Linked DNA regions of Homo sapiens: region 1 is linked to region 2. Evidence: chromatin loops called from intact Hi-C (ENCODE). Cell type or tissue: CD14-positive monocyte. All regions are shown on one strand. Links, peaks and the distances in the headings refer to the core of each region. The heading gives the core; the rest is flanking DNA. Region 1 has its middle 19 kb from the start of DAPK1. Region 2 has its middle 90 kb from the start of DAPK1.

The links. Hi-C counts contacts between places; a loop is a spot of excess contacts. Peaks named below come from ENCODE experiments on the same cell type or tissue, not always from the same donor. Only the 100,000 strongest peaks of a DNase experiment are listed, where the experiment ranks them.
Region 1: it touches region 2 in a loop (3.0-fold over the local background); 2 of 110 quality-filtered maps call a loop at or near these places.

What each region holds. Positions count from the first base shown.
Region 1 is chr9:87,471,617-87,486,678 of GRCh38, forward strand. No RefSeq gene overlaps it. Among named protein-coding and RNA genes, the nearest start is that of DAPK1, 19 kb to the right of the region's middle. In CD14-positive monocyte, for the core only: no CTCF peak of the experiment used is centred there; DNase peaks (open chromatin) are centred at 6,845 and 8,315; H3K4me3 peaks cover 904 bases; H3K27ac peaks cover 1,018 bases.
Region 2 is chr9:87,400,582-87,415,643 of GRCh38, forward strand. It overlaps the pseudogene LOC112268032. Among named protein-coding and RNA genes, the nearest start is that of DAPK1, 90 kb to the right of the region's middle. RefSeq lists enhancers at 1,523-2,140, 4,926-5,476, 9,073-9,728, 9,729-10,382, 10,383-11,036 and 1 more and a cis regulatory region at 9,626-10,199. In CD14-positive monocyte, for the core only: no CTCF peak of the experiment used is centred there; DNase peaks (open chromatin) are centred at 5,310, 6,110 and 6,740; H3K4me3 peaks cover 1,620 bases; H3K27ac peaks cover 2,331 bases.

The DNA.
Region 1 (15,062 bases), core at 4,224-12,223, 72 kb after region 2:
ATTGTGCCACTGCACTCCAGCCTGGGCGAAAGAGTGAGACTCTGTCTAAAAAAAAAAAAAAAGAGTCTCAAGTTTTTAGTTTCAGAAAATATAACTTTTCTGGGTCTTAAATCATTTCACAGAGACTGACCATAATGGTCCATTTCTGGAGGTTAATTCAGTCTGGTTCTAATTTGAAATGAATCAGGGGAAGCTTCAGAATCCTTTCATTAAGCACAGTGAAGCAAAGCAAATAGGACCAAAGAAACAGTAAACAAATAGAAAATGAGAAATGGCTGCTTTGGCGCCGGATTGAACTCAAAGCAGCCCTGAGTTTTCACAGTAACTTTAAATCTACTTGGTACCATAAAAATGCATCTGTGGTTTCCATGAACAATTCAATTGTGTCAAGGCTTTGGTCTCATTTGGAGGATTTGAGCCAAAACACTGTCACAACCTGTCATTGCTGGAATTTTACATTCAAGGCCCTTTCCTCTAGTATTTATTTTCCCCCTCTGGAATGTAAGTGGTATAGAAACCTAGGTTATTTAATGAAATGTTTAGGTTATAAATAATTTAGATTAAAAAGTACATACATATACACACACACATAGTCTTAGGGGCCCTGCAGATTGTTAGGCCCCCACAACTTTCAGGAGTTTTTGTTTTGTTTTCTTTTGAGACAAGAGTCTCACGCTCTCACCCAGGCTGGGGGTACAGTGGTGCCATCTCCGCTCACTGCAACCTCTTCCTCCCTGGTTCAAGCGATTCTTCCACTTCAGCCTCCAGAAGAGCTGAGGCATGCACCGTGACACCTGGCTAATTTTGTATTTTTGTATTTTTAGTAGAGATGTGGTTGCACCATGTTGACCAGAAGGTTGGTCTCTAACTCCTCCTAACCTTAAGTGATCCACCTGCTTCCAAGAGTGCTGGGGTTACAGGCATCAGCCACCATGCCCAGTCTTCCCACAACGTTTAAAAGAGAACCCAGAGGCCATGTTTGGTAGCTCATGCCTGTAATCCCAGCCCTTTGGGAGGCTGAGGCGGGAGGATCCCTTGAGCCCAGGAGTTCAAGGCTGCAGTGAGCTATTGTACCACTGGACTCCAGCCTGGGAGACACAGCAAGAAGCTGTCTCTAAAAATATACATATACTTAAAAAAAAAAAAAAAAAACTGTCTGGACAAACAACCCCCGTGTAACTCCACCCAACTGTTGCCATGAAGGAATGTGGGCTCGATGTTTCCAAATCTACTGACTTTACATGCTTAATCCCCAAATTTTTATGTGAAATATTCCTTTTTTTAAACATTGGTAACTAATTTAAAATTTTTAAAAACACTGTACCAAGCGGGGTGCGGTGGCTCACGCCTGTAATCCCAGCACTTTGGGAGGCTGAGGCAGGTGGATCACGAGATCAGGAGATGAAGACTATCCTGGCTAACACGGTGAAACCCCATCTCTACTAAAAATACAAAAAATTAGCTGAGCGTGGTGGTGCGCGCCTGTAGTCCCAGCTACCACGGAGGCTGAGGCAGGAGAATCGCTTAACCTGGGAGGTGGAGGTTGCAGTGAGCCAACATCGCGCCACTGCACTCTAGCCTGGGAGACAGAGCGAGACTCCATCTCAAAAATAAATACATAAATACATAAATACATAAAAATAAATAAATAAAAAATAAAAACACTGTACCGACCCATGTGGAAACGGCCAAGCAGAACTCAGACGCAGGGAGCATATAGAGCTGTGACCTTGGGGCACACAAAGTTATGGCCTCATTCCACCATGGAGCAGATACAGCCCTCAGGCACGAACTGGGACAGACATGAAAATCTATAAAATGTGTCCTGCCCTCCAGTATCTTCCTATCCTGGAGGGTAAATGATGCATACAACTAATGTTTTCACGCAAAGTAAAAAACAATAATAAATAAATATATAATCATCACAATAATAAATAAGCAGGTGGCATGTAATTATCAGGGCACTGTAGAGAAACAGAAGCAGCAGCAGATAAGAAAAGTTTTATTTATTTTAAGGAATTGGCTCATGCAATTGTGGAGGCTGCTGTGTTTGTAATTTACAGGGCAGGCCGGCAGGCTGGAAACTCAGGGAGGGGTTGACACCGCAGTCCTGAGGCAGAATTTCTTCTTTTCCTAGAAACTCCAGTTTTTGCTCTTAGGACTTTCAACAGACTAGATGAGGCTCACTCATGTCATCCAGGAAAATCTCCTTTACTTAAAGTCAACTTATTAGGCCGGGCACGGTGGCTCATGCCTGTAATCCCAGCTCTTTGGAAGGCCGAGGCGGGTGGATCACGAGGTCAAGAGATCGAGACCATCCTGGCTAACACGGTGAAACCCCGTCTCCACTAAAAATACAAAAAATTCTCTGGGTGTGGTGGCGGGCGCCTGTAGTCCCAGCTACTCGGGAGGCTGAGGCAGGAGAATGGCGTGAGCCCGGGAGGCAGAGCAATGCAGCGAGCCGAGATTGTGCCACTGTACTCCAGCCTGGGTGACAGAGTGAGACTCCGACTCAAAAAAAAAAAAAATCAACTTATTGTAGGTGTTCACCTCATCTACAAGCTACCTTCATGGCAACACCTAGATAAGTGTTTGAGTAACTGGATACTGTGGCCCAGCAAAGCCGACACATAAAAATAACTACTCCACGGGAACAGTGCTGTCAGAGAGGTGCAAAAAACCACTGCAGGAGTTCAGGAGAATGAAAAGTCAAGGAAACTTAGATGGTTGAAAACAATCCCCATGATAAAAGAGCAAAGAAATAAAGCCTTCTCAATAGAGAAGACCAAAAAGAAATAATACTGATTAACAGTAGCCAAGCACATGTACGCTGTCATATAGTCTTTCTTTCTTTTCTTTTTTTTTTTTTTGAGACAGAGTCTTGCTGTGTTGCCCAGGCTGGAGTACAGTGGCACAGTCTCAGCTCATTGTAACCTCTGCCTCCTGGATTCAAGCGATTCTCCTGCCTCTGCCTCCTGAGTACCTGGGATTACAGGTGCCTGCCACCACACCTGGCTGATTTTTGTATTTTCAGTAGAGATGGGGTTTCACCATGTTGGCCAGGCTGGTCTCAAACTCCTGACTTCAGGTGATCCACCTGCCTCGGCCTCCCAAAATGCTGGGATTACAGGTGTGAGCCACCGTGCCCGGCCTATTATTTATTTTTAATCATCTCAACTACCCTAATGGGGCAGGAACTATCATTCTCCCCACTTTATAGATAAAGACAACTGACCCCAGTGTTTCCAATGTCACACAACTGTGATAGAAATGGAACTCAAATTCAGGCAGTGTGAAATCTCCAGATGGCCCTACTCATACTTCCCTAATGAACGCATACATGACCTCATTAATTCTAATAAAGGCCCCATGAGATAGGTATCATTATCCCCTCTTACTCATTTGTAAGGTGACAGCACTGGGATTTGAACCTGGCTTATCTGACTCTAAACTTATGCTCTGTCCACCCCAGCATGTGGCATGCCTCCGGCCTTGCTCCAAACATACCAAGGAGAATGTGTCAAGGGGTCTAGTTTATGTTCAGATGCAACCTCCGAGTGGAATGCAGCTTAATTTCAAGCAGTAAAAAATGTTGGTAGAATAGTAGAAGTAACTTCTTGGTTGTCCATCAGGGAAATGCACACATCAACTGGAGAAAGAAACGTTTATCCTTGGAGAACTTGACTGCTTTGAACATTAGCCTCCCCAAAGACCAAGATAAGGTTATAATCATTGAATGGGAATGTGTATTGAGACTGTGAATTTTGGTTATTGATTGGCAAGAATAAAAACACAGCACTTTCCACCCACACAGAAAACAACACCAAAGTTGGCTTCTCTTAAATGAAAATATTTCCTTGGCTTTCTCTTAGCTACATATTTTTAGCAAAAATTAAATATACACTGCAAATCATGTCTTCTTTTCTTGGGTAGGGAATAGACTCATTTCAATCTAACTTCAAAGGAGCAACCAGAAGACTTTTCTTTCCCCGACCACTTTGAAATACTCCTACACTATTTTATCCTTTTCTCTCAGTGAGTTATTTTTTTCCTCTCAGAACGTAGAGTATGTGAGAAATCTGTACTGTTCTATTTTTGCTGAGGAATGAATTCTGAGCTCACTTTGAGCTCATAAAATTGTCATCTATTCACTTGTTATCTCTTCTCTAGACCTTCCTGCTAGAGTCAATGCCAGGTCTATCTCCCTTCTATGATCATGATGATAACAGGAAATATAGCATAATCATTTAGCAATTGTTTAAAATTAAATGATGCCCTTTCATTGTCATTATTTTTATCTTAATTATATCTCCACAATATATAACAGTAATCATCCAGTTCCTCATAATTTTATATGATGGGCATGATATTGCAAATCAGATCATAAAAATAAAATCTATATTCATTGTATGCCAGGCTCCAGGCTATACAGACATTTAAAACTCACAAAAACCCTATGAGGTAGATACTAATATCCTCATTTTTCTAAGGAGGAAACTGAGGTATAGGTAATTTCAGTAATTTGCTCATGTTTATACAGGAAGGGAGCCGAAATGTAAAATGAAGCATCCTGCCCGCAAAGACAGTTTGTGGCCATAACAGTGTGTACAACTCCCACTAAATAATTGTGAGGTTTCATTTTCTTGTTTTTCTCTTTCTTCTTGGAAGTTCAAAACTACATTTTATGGAGGCAGAACAAATAAACACAAATATTCCATAGGGAAACACTGTGGATAAATAGGCCTTGTCTGTCATTCAGGATAGGTGCCAGTCAAAAGGTGAGCTATGAATCTACTCCCTAGAATAAGCTACAGAGTGGAAGGTGAAAGTTCAGGAGGCTCTTCACCAAAACTACCTGACTTTAAAACCCTAATAAGATTTCCCATGCCGGGTGCAGTGGCTCACGCCTGTAATCCCAGCACTTTAGGAGGCCGAGGCAGGTGGATCATGAGGTCGGGAGATCGAGACCATCCTGGCTAACACAGTGAAACCCCGTCTCTACTAAAAATGCAAAAACTTAGCCAGGCGTGGCGGCGGGCACCTGTAGTCCCAGCTACTCGGGAGGCTGAGGCAGGAGAATGGCGTGAACCCAGGAGGTGGATCTTGCTGTGAGCCGAGATCGCTCCACTGCACTCCGGCCTGGGCGACAGAGCGAGACTCAGTCTCAAAAAAAAAAAAAATGTTGTTGGGTGTAGTGGCTCACCCCTGTTATCCCAGCAATTTGGGAGGCTGAGGCAGGAGGATTGCTTGAGGCTAGGAGTTCAAGAGCAACCTGGGCAACATAACACGACCCTATCTCTAAAAATAAAAAATGATATTCCTCTGATGTAGCAAACTATGAGAAATCATAGACATAGGGCTTGACATCCAACCCAACCTCCCACTGTGCCAAAGTGACCCAGATTCATAAAGATTTTGGTAGAACTAGAACCCACTATCTAGTTAACGTACTGTCCTCTCAAACAAGTGAGTGTAGACAAAAGTGCATGGCTTTAAAAGTCAATTCAACAGCTCAAGTTAAACACAGAGACAAGAATATCAATGTGATAGATGTTCACTCTCTGTGTAGCATTAAAAGCAGGTTTCGGCAGTATCCCAGCAGCCCCAAATCTCCGTTAACTGGAATTTCCATAAAAGATGCTCATAATTCTTCAAGATTTCATGGTGCCTTCTGGATCATTACAGAAAAGATAAAATGACAGTTGGTGCAGTTTTTTTCAAAAAATTATTTTAGCTGGGCATGGTGGCTCACGCCTATAATTCCAGCACTTTGGGAGGCCGAGGCAGGGAGATCACCTGAGGTCAGGAGTTTGAGACCAGCTTGGCCAACGCTGTGAAACCCCATCTCTACTAAAAATAGAGAAATTAGCTGGGCATGTGGCAGGCACCCGTAATCCTAGTTACTCGGAAGGCTGAGGCACGAGAATTGCTTGAACCCAGGAGGCAGAGGTTGCAGTGAGCCAAGACTGTGCCACTGCACTCCAGCCTGGGCAACGGAGCAAGACTCCGACTCAAAAAAAATTATTATACTTTTAGCTGACAAATAATTGTATATGTTGGTCAGTGCAGTTCTGCTGTTTTGCTGTTTTGTTCTGCCTTTGCACATGGCATTTTACCTTGCCTGTCCTGAACTCAGAGTATGTTTATTAACCAGAGCAGCCAGGCTAAGCAGAAACAGTTTAAAGTTGACAGAGAGGGTCTCCTTATCTGTCCAGAAAAGTCAGTGGATTCTAAGTATATTTGGAAAAAAATTGTTGCAAAGCAACAAAAGAGAAAAAATAGCTATAATACAGCATCAAGATCTGTTAGGCCTAGAAAATATTGTCATTTCTGCTTTTCATGCAGGGGGAAAGCTTCCTTCAGCTTGTACATAAAACCTCAGTACGCTTATCTTCTTCTACATATTTAAAGTAATAGAACTCGGTCTAATTTCAAGAATTACTTGAAAAGTGGGTGGCCAACCAGGTGGGCAATCCAGGTAGGAATCCAGGTGGCTCTGAAGATGTGAACACAGGTAAGCAGAGGTTGTCATTTCAGAAGATCTGGAGGTCAAGGTCTGGGGGAGACTGGTGTGCAAGAGGTTAATTAGTGAGTGCCCTTGGGATTAATACTTGAGGAAGGGAAGGACAGGAGATAGGATTGGCAGAGGGCAAAGTGGAGCAGCCATGATGAAGGCTACAGACAACCCCTCCAGGAGCTTTAGAGCTGCGATAACCCATTCAGAGTTGTGTCAAATTCAGGAGACCACCTCCAGTGGATGCAGCCTGCTCCAGCTAGGGGACCTGGCCTTGGGCCAGAAGGCTCTCTTCAGCTGGGGCAAGTCCCACAGTGGGCTGACAGCTAAGGGTGTTGTCCCAAGAGCACTTCCCACAGCTAGCTGAGGAAGTGAAGCCTGCAATCCCTGAAGGGGACCTGGGTTAGGGGCCACACCACAGCACCATCCCAGGAAAATAAACATCTCCCTCTCCTGGGAGCAGGGCTTTGAAAAACTAGGCAAGAGTATCAGAGCTGCCATCCCAAGATAGGGCTCAGGGCAAGACCCCCATTTCAGGGGCAATGGGGAGAACAGGGCCTGGAAGATGAATCTTTGCTTCACAACAGAATGCAAATAAGACTGAAGGCGAGGCTGTCAAAGGGCCAGCCCACACAGAGCAGGAGCCAACCTGGGGGCTTTGGGTGCTAGAGGGGTCGCGTGTGGCCCGTGCTCTGCTGCACCCTCTCCTAGGTCAGTTTGATAACCAGGAAGCTCAGGGAAGCCCCTGGAAGCCCAGCAGGACCGCCCGGGTCACAGACTCACAGTTCAGGGAGTGCAGCCCAGCCTGGTGCTGGAGTGGGGGTGTGAGAGAGGAGGTGAAGGGGGAGTATCCTAGTTTTACCAGCTTTAAGGAGATGGAGAAGACAGGAGACGGCAGGAGTAAAGGTAAGTAATTAGCTGCAGTTTGCAAATGCGGGATACCTTACATTTTACAAAAGCCTTTGCATAGATATGATTCTATTTTGTTAGTTCTGCCCCTAGAATGTTTATATATAAAAATGTTATCTGTAGATGAATATGATAGATTCTTTTTTCTTTTTTAATTTTTTTGAGATGGAGTCTCGCTTTTTGCCCAGGCTGGAGTGCAGTGGCATGATCTTGGCTCACTGCAACCTCCGCCTCCTGGGTTCAAGTGATTCTCCTGCCTCAGCCTCCCGAGTAGCTGGGATTACAGGGGTGTACCACCATGCTCAGCTAGGTTTTGTATTTTTTTTTTTTTTTTTTTGAGATAGAGTCTCGCTCTGTTGCCCAGGCTGGCATGCAGTGGCAGGATCTCGGCTCACTGCAAGCTCTGCCTCCCGGGTTCACGCCATTCTCCTGCCTCAGCCTCCCGAGTAGCTGGGACTACAGGTGCCCGCCACCACGCCTGGCTAATTTTTTGTATTTTTAGTAGAGACGGGGTTTCACCGTGTTAGCCAGGATGGTCTCGATCTCCTGACCTCATGATCCACCCGCTTCGGCCTCCCAAAGTGCTGGGATTACAGGCGTGAGCCACTGCGCCCAGCCGGTTTTGTATTTTTAGTGGAGACGGGGTTTCACCCTATTGGCCAGGCTGGTCTCAAACTCCTGACCTCAAGTAATCCACCCACCTCGGCCTCCTAAAGTCCTGGGATTATAGGCATGAGCCACCGCTCCGGGCTGAGATTCTTACAGCATAGCTGATATCAGAGTGCATCTCTCTCTCTCCCCTCTCCCCCAGGACTCTGGAGCCATGAGTAACACCAGGCAGGAGAGCACCCAGGAGTGTGTGGTTTCTGTGGTGGCTGGGCCACTGCAAGTTTCCTTGGCCACGTGACCATTCTTAGCCCAGGAAGACGACTCCAGTAGTACTTTCTTCACTTCCCCTTTCACTTCTCTTGTTCACCAATGTTAAGGGACCACCAGTTTTTAGAGATTCACCCACATTGTGAAGGTGGTGAGGTCATGTTGCCACTTTGACAATGACATGGCATTTAATTTTTAACCAAACCAAATACAGCATTCTGTCACTCGGGACAACCTTTGGAGACAGCTCCAAGGAAGTCTCCCCTCATGTTCTGCCTGCCGGATTAAACAGGAGTCTTGTTGAAGAAAACATGAAACAGGGAAAGTTAAGACCTCAGCAGTCATAACTGTTAATAAAACATGAGACTGCAAGAGGTGATGTTAGAAAAGAAACTTAATGTCCGCCTAGGTAATCATATCTTCTTATCGTGGGACCAAAGCATAAATGTAACTCATATATGTTTGTCCATTAAAATTAAGTGGTGGATCACATCCCCATCCCTGTAAATACTGGTTTGGACACCTCCAGGGGAAGGCAGGACAATGGGAAATTATATACATAAAGGCAAAGGGACCAATTGAAAACTTCCATTGCTAGATCCTCACATGACCTCTTTGAGGTCACATCCTATTTATAATAGGCAAAGCATAACCCTTCAGTGCCAATTAACAAATGCTTTATTAGGGTATTTGCGTGTTTATAACCATTGAATAATGTCCTTGCAAAGCGGCATCTTGCTGTCTATTTTCAGGTACTTAATTAATGGCCTTGCTCCAGGATAAACACATCCTGTGTTAAATAAGACGATGAAAGCTTATAAAAAAAATGCATCATGCTCTTTTTTTTTTTTTTTTTTTTTTTTTGAGATGGAGTCTTGCTTTGTCGCCCAGGTTGGAGTGCAGTGGCGCGATCTCGGCTCACTGCAAGCTCCGCCTCCCGGGTTCAGGCCATTTTCCTGCCTCAGCCTCCCAAGTAGCTGGGACTACAGGCACCCACCACCACGCCCGGCTAATTTTTTTGTATTTTTAGTGGAGACGGGGTTTCACCGTCTTAGCCAGGATGGTCTTGATCTCCTGACCTCGTGATCCGCCCACATCAGCCTACCAAAGTGCTAGGATTACAGGCGTGAGCCACCACACCCAGCCTCATCCTCTATTTTTGGCCTTCATGTGTGGTAATGGTTTCAGAGATGTATGCTTATCCCCAAACTTATTGAGATGTACATATTACCCATGTACAGCTTTTTATGTCAACCAGACCTCAATAAAGTGGTTTTTAAAAAACTGTTTCTTGCATGTCATTGCATTAGACATTGCCCTTCAACACAAAATTGTAAACAATTATTTTAAACAAAACTATCATAGCAGCCATTGAGAGGATGTTAATTCTGCCATTTCTCCTACAACTCATTCAGCCACACTTGGAAGATTTTAAGAGGATACACATACCATAAATTAAATACAAGATGTTATGTTCTATCACACACATCAATATGTACTCTCTTTCAAGAATTCCAAGAGCACTCTCTATATCACTTTGAAGAAAATTCTACAAATCTTTTCTTTAAAAGAAAGCTTGGCCCTGTGTGGTGGCTCATGCCTGTAGTCCCAGCACTTTGGGAGGCCAAGGTGAGAGGATTGCTTGAAGCCACGAGTTCAAGATCAGCTTGAGCAACATAGCAAGACCCTGTCTCTACAAAAAAAATTTTTTTTAATTAGCCAGGCATAGTGGTATGCACCTGTGATCCCAACTACTCGGGCAGCTGAGGTGGGAGATCAAGGTTGATCTCCCACAGGCTACAGTGAGCTGTGATTAAGCCACTGCACTCTAGCCTGGGCAGCACAGTGAGACCCTGTCTAAAAATAAAAATTTTAAAAAAGCTTTCTTGTAATTTATTTGTTTTCAGAGTACAACTAAATTATATTTAGCACATTTTGCAATTCCTTTTAAAAGTGATTGTCCTCGGTCAAAAGCATGTATTGAGTTTTCCCCAATCATGTGAATCATTTTAATTCAAGTATTTTGGTTGCTTCTGTTTCTAGGTTACCATTTGTACAGAACTCACAGTTCTCTATAGCTAGAAGATTGAAAGGCCTGGGTTTACCTGATGACAGATTTTAACAATATTTGGTTGCCTCTGCCTTGTTATCAGAATATTGAGAAATCCACCTGGCTAATCCTATTTAATATTACAGAACACTCCAAAGGCAGGACGTGATATGTTAAACATTTGCAATGCTGCTTAGAAGTCTGCCTTGCTGCGATCATATTTTTAAATGGTTTATTTCACTGTCAAAATACAATGCATTTAGTCATCATTAAATACATTTTTCTCTGCTTCTCGGCAGGTGCACAGCTTATTGGTCATGGGGAAAATTTGTCACGGTGCATAACTTAAAGGTGCCATAAAGTTTGCACCTTCAGGAACACCTATGCATTGGTGCTCTTAAACAGCTTGCAGTGAGTTTTAGAAGCCAATGGATCTAATTTAGCACTACTGTGATCCTCTCTGAAAATAGAACTGTTATGTTTTCAATTAGCATATCTTTAATCAAAAGCTAGAGAAGGAAGGGAGGGAGGGAGAAAGGAAGGGAGGGAGGGGAGGGGAAGGGGGAAGGAGGGAGGGAGGAAGGAAGGAAGGAAGGAAGGAAGGAAGGAAGGAAGGAAGGAAGGAAGGAAGGAATATCTAGGAAAAAAACAATTATTTGACAGTTTTACTTAAAAGTGTCCCATATGTAGAACATTCTGCTCAGCTGTGGGACACTGAGCAGTAATAATACAAGGCACATTCCTGAAGAACAGTGTGTTTTGAGAGATGAGACAATCAAACATGGAATAATAAAGGTTATTTAAAGGAACACATATTTAGGAGGTTAATTGCATAGAAATAATTAAAGGGTCATAGAAGTTTAGAGAAGAGAGATCAATGTAGACTATAAATATGAGAAAAAGTTTCAAGAAGAAAACAAGACAGGAGCTGGACCTAAGGGATGCTTAATATTCTTTTTTTCTTTTTTTTTCTTTTTTTCTTAAGATGCAGTCTCATCTGTCACCAGGCTGGAGTGCAGTCATGTGATCTCGGTTCGCTGCAACCTCCGCCTCCTCGGTTCGAGAGATTCTCCTGCCTCAGCCTCCCAAGAAGCTGGGACTACAGGCGCCTGCCACCACACCCAGCTAATTTTTGTATTTTTAGTAGAGACGGGGTTTCACCATGTTGGCCAGGATGTTCTCGAACTCCTGACCTCGTGATCTGCCCGCCTTGGCCTCCCAAAGTGCTGGGATTACAGAAGTGAGCCACCGCACCCAGCCACGGATGCTTAATATTCTAAGAGAAAGTTTCCAAATTTGGGAGTACTCTGGTATATACAGTCATAATTTCCATAGAAGTGGTATTACCTATATTTATATCTGCCTAAATTGCCTTAGAAATAGCACATAAACAAGAATGTATCCCTGTGGCTATATTCAGAACCATGGAGCTGAAAGATATACAAAGTAGTCTGCCAATATTTAGTGTTTCTTGTTGTTCTCATGTCCCTGGACAAAATAAGATTCAATAAGTTAGGGAACCCTGGCACTCCAAATTCCTGCCTTGGAGCACCCCCTTGCCTAATATCCTATTAAAGGTCTGAGAAGTTGTGTTGAAAAGAAACTGTTTGGTTCTTTTTACTTTAGAATTCCCCAAAGCTTATCTGACCGTGGAATGCTTTTTTTTGCTCACAGATCACTTCTGTTAGCATGTCAAAGAATGGAACGCCATGGAACACAGTTTAGGAAATAGTGATCCACAGTAATAAGAAAATAAACAATCCACTAAAAAATGGACCAGAGACCTTAACAGACAAAGATGGAGAGATAAGCTTATCAAAAGATGCTCCACAGCATATGTCATCGGGGACATGCAAACTAAAACAATAATGAGATACCTCTATATTGCCTGTTACAGTGGTCAAAATCCAGAATGCTGACGATACCAAATTGTGATGAGGATGTGGAGCAACAGGGACTCTCATTCATTGCTGGTGAGGATGCAAAATGCTTCAGCCTCTGTGGAAGACAGATTGGCAGTTTCTTGTGCACCAAACATAGTCTTACCCTAGGATCCAGTAATCAAGGTTTATGGTATTTACCCAAAGGATTTGAAAATGTATGTCCATACAAAAAACCTGCACACAGATGTTTAAAGGAATTTTATTCATAATTACCAAAACTTGGAAGTAACCAAGATGTCCTTTAGTAGATGAATGGATAAATTGTGGTACATCCAGACAATGGAATACTATTCACTGCTAAAATGATATGAGCTATCAAGCCATGAAAAACCATGGAGGAACCCTAAATGCTTATGACTAAGTCAAAGAAGTGTATCTGAAAAGGCTACAAACTCTGATTTCCACTATGACATTGTGGAAAAGGCAAAACTATGGAAACAGTGAAAGAATCAGTGGTTGCTGGGTGTTAGAGAAGAGGGAGGCATGAACGGGTAGAGCATGGAGAATTTTTAGGGCAGTGAAACTGTTATATATAACATTATCATGGTGGCTACAATTATAAATTTGTCCACATTCTCAGAATGTACCTAGTAGGAGTGAACTCTAATGTAAACTATGAACTCTGGGTGACGATGTGTCAATGTAGATTCATCAATTGGAGCAAATGTACTCCCACTATGGTGGGAGATATTAATCATGGGGGAGACTCTGCGTGTGGGGGCAGAGGTTATATAAGAAATCTCTGTATCTTCTGCTCAATAATACTGTGAACCTAAAACTGCTCTAAAAAACAATCTATTCGCTATGTGCAGTGACACATATCTGTATTCCCAGCTATTCAGGAGGCTGAAGCAGAAGGATAACTTGGGCCCAGGAGTTCAAAGCTATACTGCACCATGATTGTACTTATGAATAGCCACTGAGCTCCAGCCTGGACAACATAGCAAGACCCTGTCTCAAAAAAAAAATCCAGTCAAGTAGGCATTATACACCAGTGAAATCTGGTTCACATATGTGTTTTGTTTGCCACCTTACCTACTTATATTATCTGTCTCGTACAAAGTTCTGTCTAAAAAAATTAAAAAAGGAGAAATCGGTATTGAGAGCTATTATGCCATTTGCTCAAGACCCCATGGCAGAGTTAATGGTACAGTGAGCCATAGAAGCCAAGTCTCCTCAACTCCAGTCTCCAGCTTGTTCTACAAGCTTATCTATGTACTGATACTCTCAGAAAGACAGATGAACAGACTGGAACAGTATCAAAACTGGTCTGGAGAGGAAAAAAATAGGAGCCTAAAGTCTAACCTACTCAAATATGGCCAAATACAAGTAAAATTCTAAAAACTTGATTAAAGAAAAGCACTATGTGATTTTTAAAGTGTAAAATTGTTCAAACGCATACAGATGGTCCCAGTAAGAATTTGCAATCACTAACCAATTCCATAGGAATATCTGGTCCACTTTTTTCCTTTTATTATTTATTTATTTATTTTGAGACAGAGTCTTGCTTTGTTGCCCAGGCTGGAGTGGAGAGGTGCAATTATGGCTCACTGCAACCTCTGCCTCCTGGGCTCAGCAACCCTCCTACCTTAGCCTCCTGAGTAGCTGGGACGACAGACACATGTCACCACGCCTGGCTAATTTCTGTATTTTTTGTAGAGACAGGGTCTCACTATGATGCCCAGGCTGGTCTCAAACTCCTAAACTCAAGCGAACAGCCCACTTTGGCCTCCCAAAATGCTAGGATTACAGGCATGAGCCACTCCGCCCAGCCTGGTCCACTTTTTTAAACCAAACAAATCTCTTATTTCTCCTTGGGAATGGGTGCACTTCCACCTTATTCTTGCTTTGAAATGACAGACATTAAAATGAATTACGGTTGAATGCAGTGTATGGAGAAAAATCCAGTGCAGTCAAAACATGTGAGAGCCACAGCTCCCACTTGTCATCTCTTTTTGTTTCTTTCTTTCTTTTTTTTTTTTTTTTTGACGGAGTCTCGCTCTGTCGCCCAGGCTGGACTGCAGTGGCGCAATCTCGGCTCACTGCAAGCTCTGCCTCCTGGGTTCACGCCATTCTCCTGCCTCAGCCGCCTGAGTAGCTGGGACTACAGGCGCCCACCACCACGCCCTGCTAATTTTTTGTATTTTTAGTAGAGACGGGGTTTCACCGTGTTAGCTGGGATGGTCTTGATCTCCTGACCTCGTGATCCGCCCGCCTCGGCCTCCCAAAGTGCTGGGATTACAGGCATGAGCCACTGCACCCGGCCGTGTCACCTCTTTTTGGATTGAAGTTCCTGTGATCCATGCTGCTTGACAGTTGCCTAACAACTGTCAATTAACCATTAACAAGCTGTCAACTATTTTAAGTTTTGTCTTTTTTAACATTTTTAAGTGTGATTCCTTCTTTTATGTCTTTAATCATTTTAAGCATTCTTATTTTACAGTCTCTATCCAATTGTCCTGTTATCTGAAGTTAGTGGGAGTGAAAGTACATTGGTTATTTATTAAATCTGCTGTACCTAATTATGCTACATTGGTTCCTCAAAGGTTTTGCAGTCTTCCATTGTGAGCTCATCTTCAATGGGGCTTGGTTATTCTCCCTGGCGTGAGATGAGGACAGGTCTCTCCAGAAGAGTTCACCAGTGGAGAAACACTTATTCGACTAAGATGATTTTGGACCAATCAAGAAATGTGAATTTTAAACGCAATTCCGTGTGAGGATGAGGTCTGAGGTTATATAAACTCTCATGGATTTTATGGCAGATCAGCTT
Region 2 (15,062 bases), core at 3,087-11,086:
ATTTTGAGTCTAACACCATACTTTGAATTACCCCAGCTATATTCCATTGTAGGCTGGTGGGGCAGTTGGGGGAGCCCTTACCCCCTACTGTTTTCTTGTTGTTCCAGTATTCATAACTATTCTGTGTTATCCCTTTCAAAGGAAATGTATAATTATTTTGCCTATAAATTCTCTTGATATTTGGTTGGGAATGTTGTGAATTTATAGATTAATTTGGCAGATAGTAAAATCCTTATAATACTTAGCCCATTAAGAGCACACTCTATTGCTCCAATATTTATTTACTATTTTGTGTTTTTCGGGAAAAAACTAAAACATTTTTTCATGTTGACCTTGCACAGTTTGGGGAGTTGTTTCTGGATTTTTAACTGGGCATAGGTTTGGAATAAGACAATTTTCATTTTCCGAGAAAGTCATTTTCTCAAATATGTTGATTGTACAAACTATTCTCTTACAGATTTTTGTTTCCTGCAGTGGTATAAATGTCTCCTTTCTAATATTGACTTTTTTGGTAATTGGATTTGCTATAACTTTATCTCTTTTATTTGTCTTTTTAAAATATCAAGTTTTTTTGTTTACTATTCCATTAATTCTACTTATCTTTTGTGTTTTCTTCCTTTTTTAGATTTGTTTTGTTGTTATTTCCTTTTTGGCTTCTTTCTTATTTTGTAATAGATAAATTTTCCTTCAAGAACTCCTTTGGGCCAGATGCGGTGGCTCACGCCTGTAATCCCAGCACTTTGGGAGGCCGAGGAAGGGGGGATCACCTGAGATCAGGAGTTCAAGACCAGACTGACCAACGTGGAGAAACCTCGTCTCTACTAAAAATACAAAATTAGCCAGGCGTGGTGGCGCATGCCTGTAATCTCAGCTACTCAGAGGCTGAGGCAGGAGAATCGCTTGAACCCAGGAGGCAGAGGTTGTGGTGAGCCGAGATCACGCCATTGCACTCCAGCCTGGGCAACAAGAGTGAAACAAGGTCTCAAAAAAAAAAAGAACTCATTTGGCCACATCGCACATGGCTTACACCCTAGAGACCCCAATGCTTGATGCCTCCATGCCTTTATCTCTCCTTTCCCCAACAAGGCGCTCCTTACATCCGCTCCCATTCTTCAGCACCCAGACGTCCTGCCCCACCTGGATTGTGCAGTTAGTTCACTACCAAGAAAACGCTGATATTCTGAAGATTGATCACATTGGGCTATCCTGAGTACCCAGAAGTCATTTTCCTTAGGCCACAAGGAAGGACTTTGCAAACTCTCTGTGTTTCCTGCAGGGTTGCCTCATGCTGTTAGTGTCTTGTGATAGGAATTATTGAGATTCCTTCTGACTCCATCCTGAGAAAAGCTGGATCATTGTATATTTTTTTAAACGGGTCATCCGTAAGAAACAAGCCCTCCTCTCACTAATATTGACCATCTCTTCTACGTATTGTTAGTGCATCATTATGCCGTGAGGAGACACACATCCATGCTTTTAAGGCAATCAAAAATTAGATGAATTTCCTAATTTGCTTTAGAGAGAATTTTCTGAATCCTGGTTGAGTTTCCCCTCTCCTTAACAGTATTATTTACCAGGCCAGGAGCAGCAAATCATGCCTGTAATCCCAGTAGTATAATAACCAGGGAGGTCAAGGCAGGAGGATCACTGGAGCCCGGGAGTTCAAGACCAACCTAGGCAACATAGTTAGACCTTGTCTCTATAAAAAAATTTAAAAATTAGCTGGATGTGGTGGCACATGCTTGTAGTCCCAGCCAGCTACTTGGGAGGCTGAGGTGGGAGGATCACTTGGGGTCCTGGAAACTGAGGCTGCAGTGAACCATGATGTGCCACTGCACTCCAGCCTGGGTGATGAAGCAAGACCTTGTCAAAAAAGAAAGAGAGAGAGAGAGGAAGGAAGGAGGGAGGGAAGGAAGGAAGGAAGGAAGGAAGGAAGGAAGGAAGGAAGGAAGGAGAAAGAAAGAAAGAAAGGAAGGAAGGAGGGAGGGAGGGAAGGAAGGAAGGAAGGAAGGAAGGAAGGAAGGAAGGAAGGAAGGAATGAGAGAGAGAGAGGGAGAGAGAGAGTATTCATTTACGCCTTTCTCCTCAATACAGTGAAACACAGTTCTATCCCGAACTAAAATCTCATGATCCATGTTAAGGCTGAAAATCTGATGACATATATATATTAAGGTCTACATGAGGAGGAATTTTCCCGGCCTTGGGGAAGTAGAAGCTGGACCTACAATGCATCCCAGATTGGAGTCTTACTAGCCTCCCTCTGCCCTGGATCATTATTTGTCCTCCATCAGCACCTTGAGGATACCCTGGGGCTGGATGGATTCTTTCTTTTTACCCTAGTTTTTCAATGTGTAAAATGTAACTGTGATGCTCATTAATTGATCATTCTTTTTTCTTTCTTTCTTTCTTTTTTTTTGAGATGGAGTCTCACTCTGTTGCCTAGGCTGGAATACAGTGGCGGGATATTGGCTCACAGCAACCTCTGCCTCCCAGGTTCAAGTGATCCTTCTGCCTCAGCCTCCCAAGTAGCTGGGACTACAGGTGTGTGCCACCACATCCGGCTAATTTTTGTATTTTCAATAGAGATGGGGTTTCATCATGTTGGGCAGGCTGGTCTCAAATTCCTGACCTCAAGTGATTCACCTGCCTCAGCCTCCCAAAGTGCTAGGATTACAGGCGTGAGTCTCCACACTCAGCCAGATCATCCTTTTTAAAGAGTAAAAACATGATTCTCATATAAAATGAATTCACCAATTTTATTCAGCTCATTAACTAATGAGGAAACCAGTGAGATGTTGCAAGCAGTCCAAAGGAGAAACCAAAGAGCAGACACAAGTGTAAGTCCCAAGAAACGATCAAATGAAATTGTTTACTAGATGCAAAATTTGTTTTTCCATGAGGGTGTGAGAGAGTCAATTGCCTCTCCACAAGACAAAATGTATTTGCATGCCTATGGACAAGAATCATTTGCATTGCTATCAGTTGTCTACAATTACAGAGTTGTAAAATAGCTCAAAAACAATGAAGGTATAGAGATAATCTGGAAAAGTATGCTGGACAAGACATCCAGTAATCTGCTTTGCCTATTTCAAAGGCATTTTCAGTTTTCCCACATACATATTTAACAGCTTCAGTTCCAGCTTTACTTTGAAACTGGCACGGGTCCCCTTCCCATGTTCTGATAGTTTGTGACTACTCAGAATTCTCAAACAAGACATATTCTGGACTCCTGACAGCTCAGGTATCAGGGCCCTCTGCTGTATCAAGTTTCCATGGACACCAACTGAGGAGCCACAGGAGTTTTTCCTCCGATTAGATTTAAACTGCATCAGTCTTTCTTCTTCTACCTTTTAAACACAAACAGAAGTCACTGGGTATCCAGAAATCCTCCAAATATCAAGAAATAAGACTGTTTCACTATTTGTAATGGCTGTGTATAGATCAGGGCACACATTTCTGCCTCCACTACGTTTTTGATTCCATTTCATCTAATAAATGTATTCCCCTTTGGCAGCACTAGGAATAACTGCAGGCTTTTAAAATCCCTCCAAGTAAAATAATTCCAGTACTAACTAACAAAATCTCTTCTCACCTACACATGGATTCAAATTAAATTCAGAGAGATTAAGAAACTTGGCCAGTCGCAGTGGCTCATGCCCGTACTCCCAGCACTTTGGGAGGCTGAGGCAGGTGGATCACTTGAGCTCAGGAGTTCAAGACCAACCCGGCCAACATGGCAAAACCCCGTCTCTACTAAAAAAAAAATACAAAAATTAGCTGAGTGTGGTGGCACATGCCTGTAATCCCAGCTACTTGGGAGGCTGAGGCAGGAGAATCGCTTGAACCCAGGAGGCGGAGGTTGCAGTGAGCCAAGATGGCACTACTGCACTCCAGCCTGGGTAACAGAGTGAGATTCCATCTCAAAAAAAAAAAAAAAAAGAAAGAAAAGAAATTTGCTCAAAGTCCCACAACGATTATAATAAGTAACCAAACCATGCTCTGATGCAAGCAAAGTTAATCTGACTCCTCACTCTGAGTGCCTTCCATCACACCATGCTGCTCCTCTATGATCCAGATATTTGTTCCACCTTCTGCAAATATTCACTCAGTGCCTACCATCCATAGGCATTTTATGGGCATCACCATTCATCTGGTCACCTAAGATAGAAACTTTTGTATTAGCCTAACTCCATCATCTGCTCCATCATGCACATTCAATTGAATGATCAGTTCTATACATTTTATCTTGATGTGTTTCTCCACTTCATCCCCTCCACTTTGTACCCTACACTGTTGGCTTATTCATCTCTCACCTGGAATAACACAGTCTTGTTCTCTGGCCTACTCAATTCCAGCTTATTCCCACTTCTCTTTCCTACCCATGTATCCTTCTTACCATCAAAAAGTAATACTGCAGATCTCCACATGTCTCTCCCTTGCTTAACAAACCTCAGTGGCTCCCCATTTCCTGCACCATAAGGTGCAGTCTCCTTAGCATGGCCCATAAAAACTTGAAAAGCATACAAGCCCATCTTTCTGGTCACTTTACATCCTGGCCACTTACGAACCTGTGAGCTACCCACAACTTATTAGTGCCTGTATCCTTAGCACCCTGTCACTCTTGTGCCTCTGTGCCTTGGTTCATGCTGTTCTTTTAAATTGTGGTGCTCTTCCCCAGCTCCCAGGTCAGATAGATATCTCTTATCTGACACATTCACTGATATCACCGCCACTATTCCTCCTCCATGGGGGAAAGTAACTCTCTCAATCAGAGTGCGCATACTTCTATTCTGGCATATGCACACTCACATTCTACAATAGTGTTTTTATATTTCTATCCCTCACTAGACTGTAGTCTCTTCAGTGGCAGGGGTCACTCTAGGTACCTTAGAATTTGCGGCACATACGCAGCACAGAGCCCAGCATGAGGAGGTGCTAAATGTGTGGCTGAATATTTGAATTAGTAAAGGAAAGAATCTCAGACTTATATCCCACTCAGGGTGCTTTCACTACATCTTGATCACTTCAAGACAGAAAAAAACAACAAAAGCAAACAAGCAAAAAAAAAAAAAGAAAAAAAGCAAGAAAAAAGCTAGCAAAAGCAATCAGAGAGGGAATCCTATATACACCCCACCTTCTTCCTAAACCCCTGTGGCTAGGAAACAATTGCCACACTGGGAACCAGTGGTGTTGAAATCAGCAATAGTGGAAGAATTTACATTATGGAAATTAGCAAATCGTGCAAATAATATTCGGGGGAAGGGAGATTTGTTGTTGTTTCCATTTAAAATTGTACAATTCAGTGGTTTCCTAATATATTCATTAGGTTATGCAACTACCACCATCAAATTTCAGAACATTTTCATCACACCAAAAAGAAACACAGTCATTAGCAGTCACTCCTCATAACTCCCCACCCCAGCCCCTGGCAGTGTTTCTTGTTTTTTGAGAGCTGGTTGTTAAACATTTACAGCACACCACTGCTGGGAATGCAGCTATTTCTATAATAACAGTTACTTTTCTCTTCCTCACTTAATGTTTTGATTCTTCAAGAATCTTGAGGCCTCCTAAACCTCAAAGGTTTGTAACACAAAGATGATTTATCTTTAAAAGAAGTTATTTCAACTCTCACTTAATTCAATTTATCTGTCACAGAATGAGATGAAAAATTGTTATGCATAGAGAGGAAAATCAGAAACTAATAAATCTTTAAAAAGGCTAGATCACTTTCTGCTGGATTAGTATGTGGGATTTACTTTTGCATGAGACAATGGGCTCTTGTCTATTTTTAGCGTAGATAATGCATTTCCTAGGACCCACAGGAGGCCTTGGCTTCTCCTATTACTGAACACACATGCAGAGACCAGAGATTTTGTGAAAGAGAAAAAGAAAAAAGACAAGGGGAAAGGATTGGTGGTTTGCTCTTTTGATCACTAATGCAACTCCATCAGGAAAGATGAAATATAATGCCCAAGAATTTCCTAAAAGAAATTCACTAGAAATGCACAAAAATACACTTGTTTCAAAAGATGTACATACATCCCCATATGCATGTGAAGGCACTTGCACCATGAAGTCATTTGTTAATCTCCTAATGACCCAATGACCCTAGAACAGTTCCCTAGATGTGGGCTCCCAGACACCAGATGCACATTACTCATCTAATTAATGCTGCTGATGAACTTGTTTCAAAATCTTTTATATTTGTAAGCAGGAAAGGTTGGGCTGTCCTCTAAGATAGCATAAACCAAAAATAAAATTCTGAGCCCTGTAACCGTCTGAATGGACCCTTCCTTTTGGCCAAGAGCATTCCAAAGTCAACCTGAAAAACTAGTTCTGTTCATGATGGGAAGAGGGGGTGGGACATGCCTTATTACCATTAACGTCAACACAGACCTTGAGACTGATAGAACAGACTCTAAGTCTGGTAAATATTTACAAGCTATCCTCTCTGAAGCCTGCTACCCTGAAGCTTCATCTGCATGGTAAAACCTTGGTCTTCATAATCCCTTACCTTAACCTAAACATTCTTTTCTATTGATTCCGGGTCTGTAGATAATAACCAATCGCCAATCAGAAAATCTTCGAATGCATCTATGACCTGGAAGCCCCTGACTTCCAGTTGTCCCACCTTTCCTGACCAAGCCAATGTACATCTTACATGTATTGATTGATGTCTTATGTCTCTCTAAAACATATAAAAAACATATAAATGCAAGATGCAGCCTGACCACCTTGGGCACATGTGTCATCAGGACCTCCTGAGGCTGTGTCATAGGCATGTCCTTAACCTTGGCAAAATAAACTTTTAAATTGATCAAGACTTATCAAGACTTATCTTTTGGTTTATGATCAAGACTTTTTGGTTTATGTAGGGACTCCATCTTTTTTTTTTTTTTTTTTTTTTTGAGACGCAGTCTTGCTCTGTTGCCCAGGCTGGAGTGCAGTGGTGTGATTTCGGCTCCCTGCAAGCTCTGCCTCCTGGGTTCACCTCATTCTCCTGCCTCAGCCTCCGGAGTAGCTGGGACTACAGGTGCTCACTACCACGCCTGGCTAATTTTTTTGTATTTTTAGTAGAGCCGGGGTTTCACCATGTTAGCCAGGATGATCTCGATCTCCTGATCTCGTGATCCGCCCGCCTCGGCCTCCCACAGTGCTGGGATTACAGGCGTGAGCCACCGTGCCTGGCCTGTAGGGACTCTATCTTGTTACTCAAATTGTAGTTTGCTGTCCAGCACCATCAGCATTACCTGAGAGCCTGTCAGAAACACAGAGCCTGAGGCCAGGTGCTGTGGCTCATACCTGTAGTCCCAATGCTTTAAGAGGCTAAGGTGGGAAGACTGCTTGAGGACAGAAGTTCAAGACCAGCCTGGGCAACATAGTGAGATCTGTATCTACAAAAAATAAAAATTAGGCTTGGCGCCGTGGCTCACGCTTGTAATCCCAGCACTTTGGGAGACTGAGGCGGGAGGATCACCTGAAGTCAGTGTCACACACGTCTGTGTGAAGAGACCACCAAACAGGCTTTGTGTAAGCAACGAGGCTGTTTATCTCACCTGGGTGCAGGCGGGCTGAGTCCGAAAAGAGAGTCAGGAAAGGCAGATAGGGGTGGGGCAGTTTTATAGGATTTGGGTGGGTAGTGGAAAATTACAGTCAAAGGGGGTTTTTCTCTTGCGGGCAGGGGCGGGGTCACAAGGTGCTCAGTGGGGGAGCTTCTGAGCCAGGAGAAGGAATTTCACAAGGTTAATCACTCAGTTAAGGTGGGGCAGTAACAAATCACAATGATGGAATGTCATCAGTTAAGGCAGGAACCAGCCATTTTCACTTCCTTTGTGTTTCTTTGCTTCCTTCAGTCCATCTGGATGTATAGGTGCAGGCTTGGTCCCAGAGGCCTGACAGTCAGGAGTTGAAAACCAGCCTGGCCAAAATGGAGAAACCCCATCTCTACTAAAAATATAAAATTAGCCAGGCATGGTGGCACATGACTGTAATCCCAGCTACTCAGGAAGCTGAGGCAGGAGAATCGCTTGAACCCGGGAGGTGGAGGTTGTGGTGAGCCAAGATTGCACCATTGCACTCCAGCCTGGGCAACAAGAGCAAGACTCCATCTCAAAAAAATAAATAAATAAAATAAATAAATAAAAATTAGCCAGGCATAGGGGCACACACTTGTAGTCCTAGTTTCTTGGGAGGCTGAGCCAGAAGCATAGCTCAACCCCAGGAGTTGGAGGTTTCAGTGAGCTATGGTTGTGCCACCAGGGCCCTGTAATTGGCGTCTGTTCTCACCTTATTTACTTGAGTTTGTATGGAAAAAGAATTCACTGAGACTTACTTGAAACTCATTCAAAAGATCCCCAAACAGTTGAGATGTGTTGGGAATCCTCACTTTATTTTAAGCAATTTTGATGCTAAATCAAGAGGCTAATTCTCTACCCAGGTTGGAATCCTATTGACTGCAGGAAAGCCAGGGGACCATCTTCAGAGATCATGAAAAGTTTTACTTCCAGTAATGCTTTTCTTTTATAAAAGTGATTCATGGCCAGGTGTGGTGGCTCATGCCTGTAATCCCAACATTTTGGGAGGCCAAGGCAGGTGGATCGCTTGAAGCCAGGAGTTCACCAGCCTAGGCAATGTGGTGAAGCCCTGTCTCTACTAAAAATACAAAAATTAGCTGGGTGCGGTGGTACACACCTGTAGTCCCAACTACTTGGGGGGCTAAGGTGGGAGGATCACTTGAGCCTGAGAGACGGAGATTACAGTGAGCCAAGATCATGTCACTGCACTCCAGGCTGGGTGACAGAGCCCAGAACCTATCTCAAAAAAAAAAAAAAAAAAAAAAAAAAAACATTCATGCTCATTACAGGAAATATGAAGAACCATGGAGAAGAAAATTATTAAAAATCACCTGAATGTCCACCTGATATGTTAAACACTTAATATTTTGGTACTTTTAAATATACATATAATTGCAAGCATTATATGCTCTGTTTCCAATGGAATTCTTTATTTTACATAATTGGGAGCATAAAATAAATAGTTTGCATGACGTTTCATTTTTCATGTATTATGATTATTTTCATGCCCCTGAAAATTCTTCAGGAATATGATTTTAATCACCTTATATTCTTATATGAGTAAGTCACATTTTACTTAAATATTCTTATATTCTTGAATACTTAACCCATATAGAAAACGTTGTGATTAATATTCTTGCATATGAATCTTTTTCTGACTTTCTGATTATTTCTTCCATATAGATTTTCAGGCATCTGTGGTATGAACTTTACAGATTATTGATACATAACGCCAAATGGCTTTCCAGAGAATCTACAGTAAGTCACCTCCCAGCAGGCACCATGCTCTTGCCAGCCTCTCTACCAACGTTTTCAGCTTTCCTGGTTTTTTGTTTTTTTTTTTTGAGATGGAGTTTCGCTGTTGTCGCCCAGGCTGGAGTGCAATGGCGTGATCTCAGCTCACTGCAACCTCCGCCTCCTAGGTTCAAGTGATTCTCTTGCCTTAGCCTCCTGAGTAGCTGGGATTACAGGCGGCCACCAGCACGCCCGGCTAATTTTTATATTTTTAGTAGAGATGGGGTTTCGCCATGTTGGCCAGGCTGGTCTTGAACTTCCGACCTCAGGTTATCCACCCGACTCAGGCCTCCCAAAGTGCTGGAATTCCAGGCATGAGCCACCCACTGGTTTCTTAGGTGATAATCACCACTTCATTGTTTTCATTTGCATTTCTTTGATAACAAGTGTGGTTGAAGACATTTCCATTTGTTTGCTGACATTTTTATTTTGCCAGTGAATCCCGTATCCTATAGTCTGTTGCTATTGGAGTGCTACTGCTATCAATGATGTTCATATATTCACTTTATTAACTCTCTGTCGTTTGCTCTTTCCGCTTGATTGCCATTAGCCATTTAATGTTTTTTAAAGTCACGAGGTTTTATATGTTTGAACTGAATAGAGTCAAAATTATGACTCCTTCTTTGTGATTTCTTCTGTAGTGTTTACAATTAGAAGGATGCATTAAGGAAGGTATAATTAAACTATATATTTTTCCACAAGGCAGAATAACCATGCTGATAGCGAGCAGCCTTATCTCCTTCCTGTCAGGCCTCTGAGCCCAAGCCAAGCCATCACATCCCCTGTGACTTGCACGTATATACGCCCAGATGGCCTGAAGTAACTGAAGAATCACAAAAGAAGTGAATATGCCCTGCCCCACCTTAACTGATGACATTCTGCCACAAAAGAAGTGTAAATGGCCGGTCCTTGCCTTAAGTGATGACATTACCTTGTGAAAGTCCTTTTCCTAGCTCATCCTGGCTCAAAAAGCACCCACACTGAGCACCTTGCAACCCCAACTCCTGCCCGCCAGAGAACAAACCCCCTTTGACTGTAATTTTCCTTTACCTACCCAAATCCTATAAAACAGCCCCACCCCTATCTGCCTTTGCTGACTCTCTTTTCGGACTCAGCCCGCCTGCACCCAGGTGAAATAAACAGCTTTATTGCTCACACAAAGCCTGTTTGGTGGTCTCTTCACACCGACGCGCATGAAATTTGGTGCCGTGACTCGGATCGGGGGACCTCCCTTGGAAGATCAATCCCCCGTCCTCCTGCTTTTTGCTCCGTGAGAAAGATCCACCTACGACCTCAGGTCCTCAGACCGACCAGCCCAAGAAACGTCTCACCAATTTCAAATCCGGTAAGCGGCCTCTTTTTACTCTCTTCTCCAACCTCCCTCACTATCCCTCAACCTCTTTCTTCTTTCAATCTTGGCGCCACACTTCAATCTCTCCCTTCTCTTAATTTCAATTCCTTTCATTTTCTGGTAGAGACAAAGGAGACACATTTTATCCGTGGACCCAAAACTCCGGTGCCGGTCACGGATTGAGAAGGCAGGCTTCCCTTGGTGTTTAATCATTGCAGGGACACCTCTCTGATTATACACCCACGTTTCAAGGGTGTCAGACCACGCAGGGACGCCTGCCTTGGTCCTTCACCCTTAGCGGCAAGTCCCGCTTTTCTGGGGAAGGGGCAAGTACCCCAACCCCTTCTCTCCTTGTCTCTACCCCTTCTCTGCTTTTCTGGGGACAGGGCAAGTACCCCAAGCCCTTCTCTCTTTGTCTCTACCCCTTCTCTGCTTTTCCGGGGACAGGGCAAGTACCCCAAGCCCTTCTCTCCTTGTCTCTACCCCTTCTCTGCTTTTCCGGGGACAGGGCAAGTACCCCAACCCCTTCTTTCCTTGTCTCTACCCCTTCTCTGCTTTTCTGGGAGAGGGGCAAGTACCCCTCAACCCCTTCTCCTTCACTCTTAGCAGCAAGTCCCACTTTTCTAGAGGGGCAAGTACCCCAACCTCATATCTCTGCGCCCCAATCCCTTATTTCCATGCCCCAACCTCGTATCTCTGCGCCCCAATCCCTTATTTCCGTGCCCCGGCCTCTTATTTCTGCGCCCCATCCCTTATTTCCACGCCCCGACCTCTTCTCTGCGCCCCAACCTTTTCCCACTTTTCTGGAAAGTAAAAACCCCCAAACCCCTTCCCTCAGTTTCTCCACTCTCTCTTCTCTAGGCTTGCTTCCTTCACTATGGGAACTTTCCACCCTCCATTCCTCCTCCTACTCCCTTGGCCTGTGTTCTCAAAAACTTAAAACCTCTTCAACTCACACCTGACCTAAAACCTAAATGCCTTATTTTCTTCTGCAATGCCGCTTGACCCCAATGCAAACTCGACAGTAGTTCCAAATAGCCAGAAAATGGCACTTTGAATTTTTCCATCCTGCAAGATCTAAATAATCCTTGTCATAAAATAGACAAACGGTCTGAGGTGCCTGACGTCCAGTCATTCTTTTACACATCAGTCCCTTCCTAGTCTCTGTGCCCAGTGCAACTCGCCCCAAATCTTCCTTCTTTCCCTCCCGCCTGTCCCCTCAGTACCAACCCCAAGCGTCACTGAGTCTTTCTAATCTTCCTTTTCTATAGACCCATCTGACCTCTCCCTTCCTCCCCAGGCTGCTCCTCGCCAGGCCGAGCTAGGTCCCAATACTTCCTCAGCCTCTGCTCCTCCACCCTATAATCTTTTTATCACCTCCCCTCCTCACACCTGGTCCAGCTTACAGTTTCGTTCCGTGACTAGCCCTCCCCCTCCTGCCCAGCAATTTACTCTTAAAAAGGTGGCTGGGGCTAAAGGCATAGTCAAGGTTAATGCACCTTTTTCTTTATCCCAAATCAGATAGCGTTTAGGCTCTTTTTCATCAAATATAAAAACCCAGCCCAGTTCATGGCTCGTTTGGCAGCAACCCTGAGACACTTTACAGCCCTAGACCCTAAAAGGTCAAAAGGCCGTCTTATTCTCAAAATACATTTTATTACCCAATCTGCTCCCGACATTAAATAAAACTCCAAAAATTAAATTCCGGCCCTCAAACCCCACAACAGGATTTAATTAACCTCGCCTTCAAGGTGTACAATAATAGAAAAAAGTTGCAATTCCTTGCCTCCACTGTGAGACAAACCCCAGCCACATCTCCAGCACACAAGAACTTCCAAACGCCTGAACCGCAGCAGCCAGGCGTTCCTCCAGAACCTCCTCCCACAGGAGCTTGCGACACATGCCAGAAATCTGGCCACTGGGCCAAGGAATGCCCACAGCCCCGGATTCCTCCTAAGCCGCGTCCCATCTGTGTGGGACCCCACTGAAAATCGGACTGTTCAACTCACCTGGCAGCCACTCCCAGAGCCCCTGGAACTCTGGCCCAAGGCTCTCTGACTCCTTCCCAGATCTTCTCGGCTTAGCGGCTGAAGACTGACACTGCCCGATCGCCTCAGAAGCCCCCTAGACCATCACGGACGCCGAGCTTCGGGTAACTCTCACAGTGGAAGGTAAGCCCGTCCCCTTCTTAATCAATACGGAGGCTACCCACTCCACATTATCTTCTTTTCAAGGGCCCGTTTCCCTTGCCTCCATAACTGTTGTGGGTATTGACGGCCAGGCTTCTAAACCTCTTAAAACTCCCCAACTCTGCTGCCAACTTGGACAATACTCTTTTAAGCACTCCTTTTTAGTTATCCCCACCTGCCCTGTTCCCTTATTAGGCTGAGACACTTTAACTAAATTATCTGCTTCCCTGACTATTCCTGGACTACAGCTATATCTCATTGCCGCCCTTCTTCCCAATCCAAAGCCTCCTTTGTGTCCTCCTCTTGTATCCCCCACCTTAACCCACAAGTATAAGATACCTCTACTCCCTCCTTGGCGACCGATCATGCACCCCTTACCATCTCATTAAAACCTAATCACCCTTACCCCACTCAACACCAATATCCCATCCCGCAGCACGCTTTAAAAAGATTAAAGCCTGTTATCACTCGCCTGCTACAGCATGGCCTTTTAAAACCTATAAACTCTTCTTACAATTCCCCCATTTTACCTGTCCTAAAACCAGACAAGCCTTATAATTTAGTTCAGGATCTGCACCTTATCAACCAAATTGTTTTGCCTATCCACCCCGTGGTGCCAAACCCATATACTCTCCTATCCTCAATACCTGCCTCTACAACCCATTATTCTGTTCTAGATCTCAGACATGCTTTCTTTACTATTCCTTTGCACCTTTAATCCCAGCCTCTCTTCGCTTTCACTTGGACTGAGCCTGACACCCATCAAGCTCAGCAAATTACCTAGGCTGTACTGCCACAAAGCTTCACAGACAGCCCCCATTACTTCAATCAAGCCCAAATTTCTTCCTCATCTGTTACCTATCTCGGCATAATTCTCATAAAAACACACGTGCTCTCCCTGCCAATCGTGTCCAACTGATCTCTCAAACCCCAGCACCTTCTACAAAACAACAACTCCTTTCCCTCCTAGGCATGGTTAGCACGGTCAGAATTCTTACACAAGAGCCAGGACGACACCCTGTAGCCTTTCTGTCCAAACAACTTGACCTTACTGTTTTAGCCTGGCCCTCATGTCTGTGTGCAGCGACTGCCGCTGCTTTAATACTTTTAGAGGCCGTCAAAATCACAAACTGTGCTCAACTCACTCTCTGCAGTTCTCATAACTTCCAAAATCTATTTTCTTCCTCATACCTGACGCATATGCTTTCTGCTTCCCGGCTCCTTCAGCTATACTCACTCTTTGTTGAGTCTCCCACAATTACCGTTGTTCCCGGCCCAGACTTCAATCCGGCCTCCCACATTATTCCTGATACCACACCTGACCCCCATGACTGTATCTCTCTGATCCACCTGACATTCACGCCATTTCCCCAAATTTCCTTCTTTCCTGTTCCTCACCCTGATCACGCTTGATTTATTGATGGTGGTTCCACCAGGCCTAATCGCCACACACCAGCAAAGGCAGGCTATGCTTATAGTACAAGCCACTAGCCCGCCTCTTAGAACCTCTCATTTCCTTTCCATCGTGGAAATCTATCCTTAAGGAAATAACTTCTCAGTGTTCCATCTGCTATTCTACTACTCCTCAGGGATTATTCAGGCCCCCTCCCTTCCCTACACATCAAGCTCGAGGATTTGCCCCACCCAGGACTGGCAAATTAGCTTTACTCAACATGCCTTGAGTCAGATAACTAAAATACCTCTTAGTCTAGGTAGACACTTTCACTAGATAGGTAGAGGCCTTTCCTACAGGGTCTGAGAAGGCCACCGCAGTCATTTCTTCCATTCTGTCAGACATAATTCCTCAGTTTAGCCTTCCCACCTCAATACAGTCTGATAACAGACGAGCCTTTATTAGTCAAATCAGCCAAGCAGTTTTTCAGGCTCTTAGTATTCAGTGAAACCTTTATGTCCCTTACGGTCCTCCGTCTTCAAGAAAAGTAGAATGGACTAAAGGTCTTTTAAAAACACACCTCACCAAGCTCAGCCACCAACTTAAAAAGGACTGGACAATACTTTTACCACTTTCCCTTCTCAGAATTCAGGCCTGTCCTTAGAATGCTACAGGGTACAGCCCATTTAAGCTCCAGTATAGACGCTCCTTTTTATTAGGCCCCAGCCTCATTCCAGACACCAGACCAACTTAGACTGTGC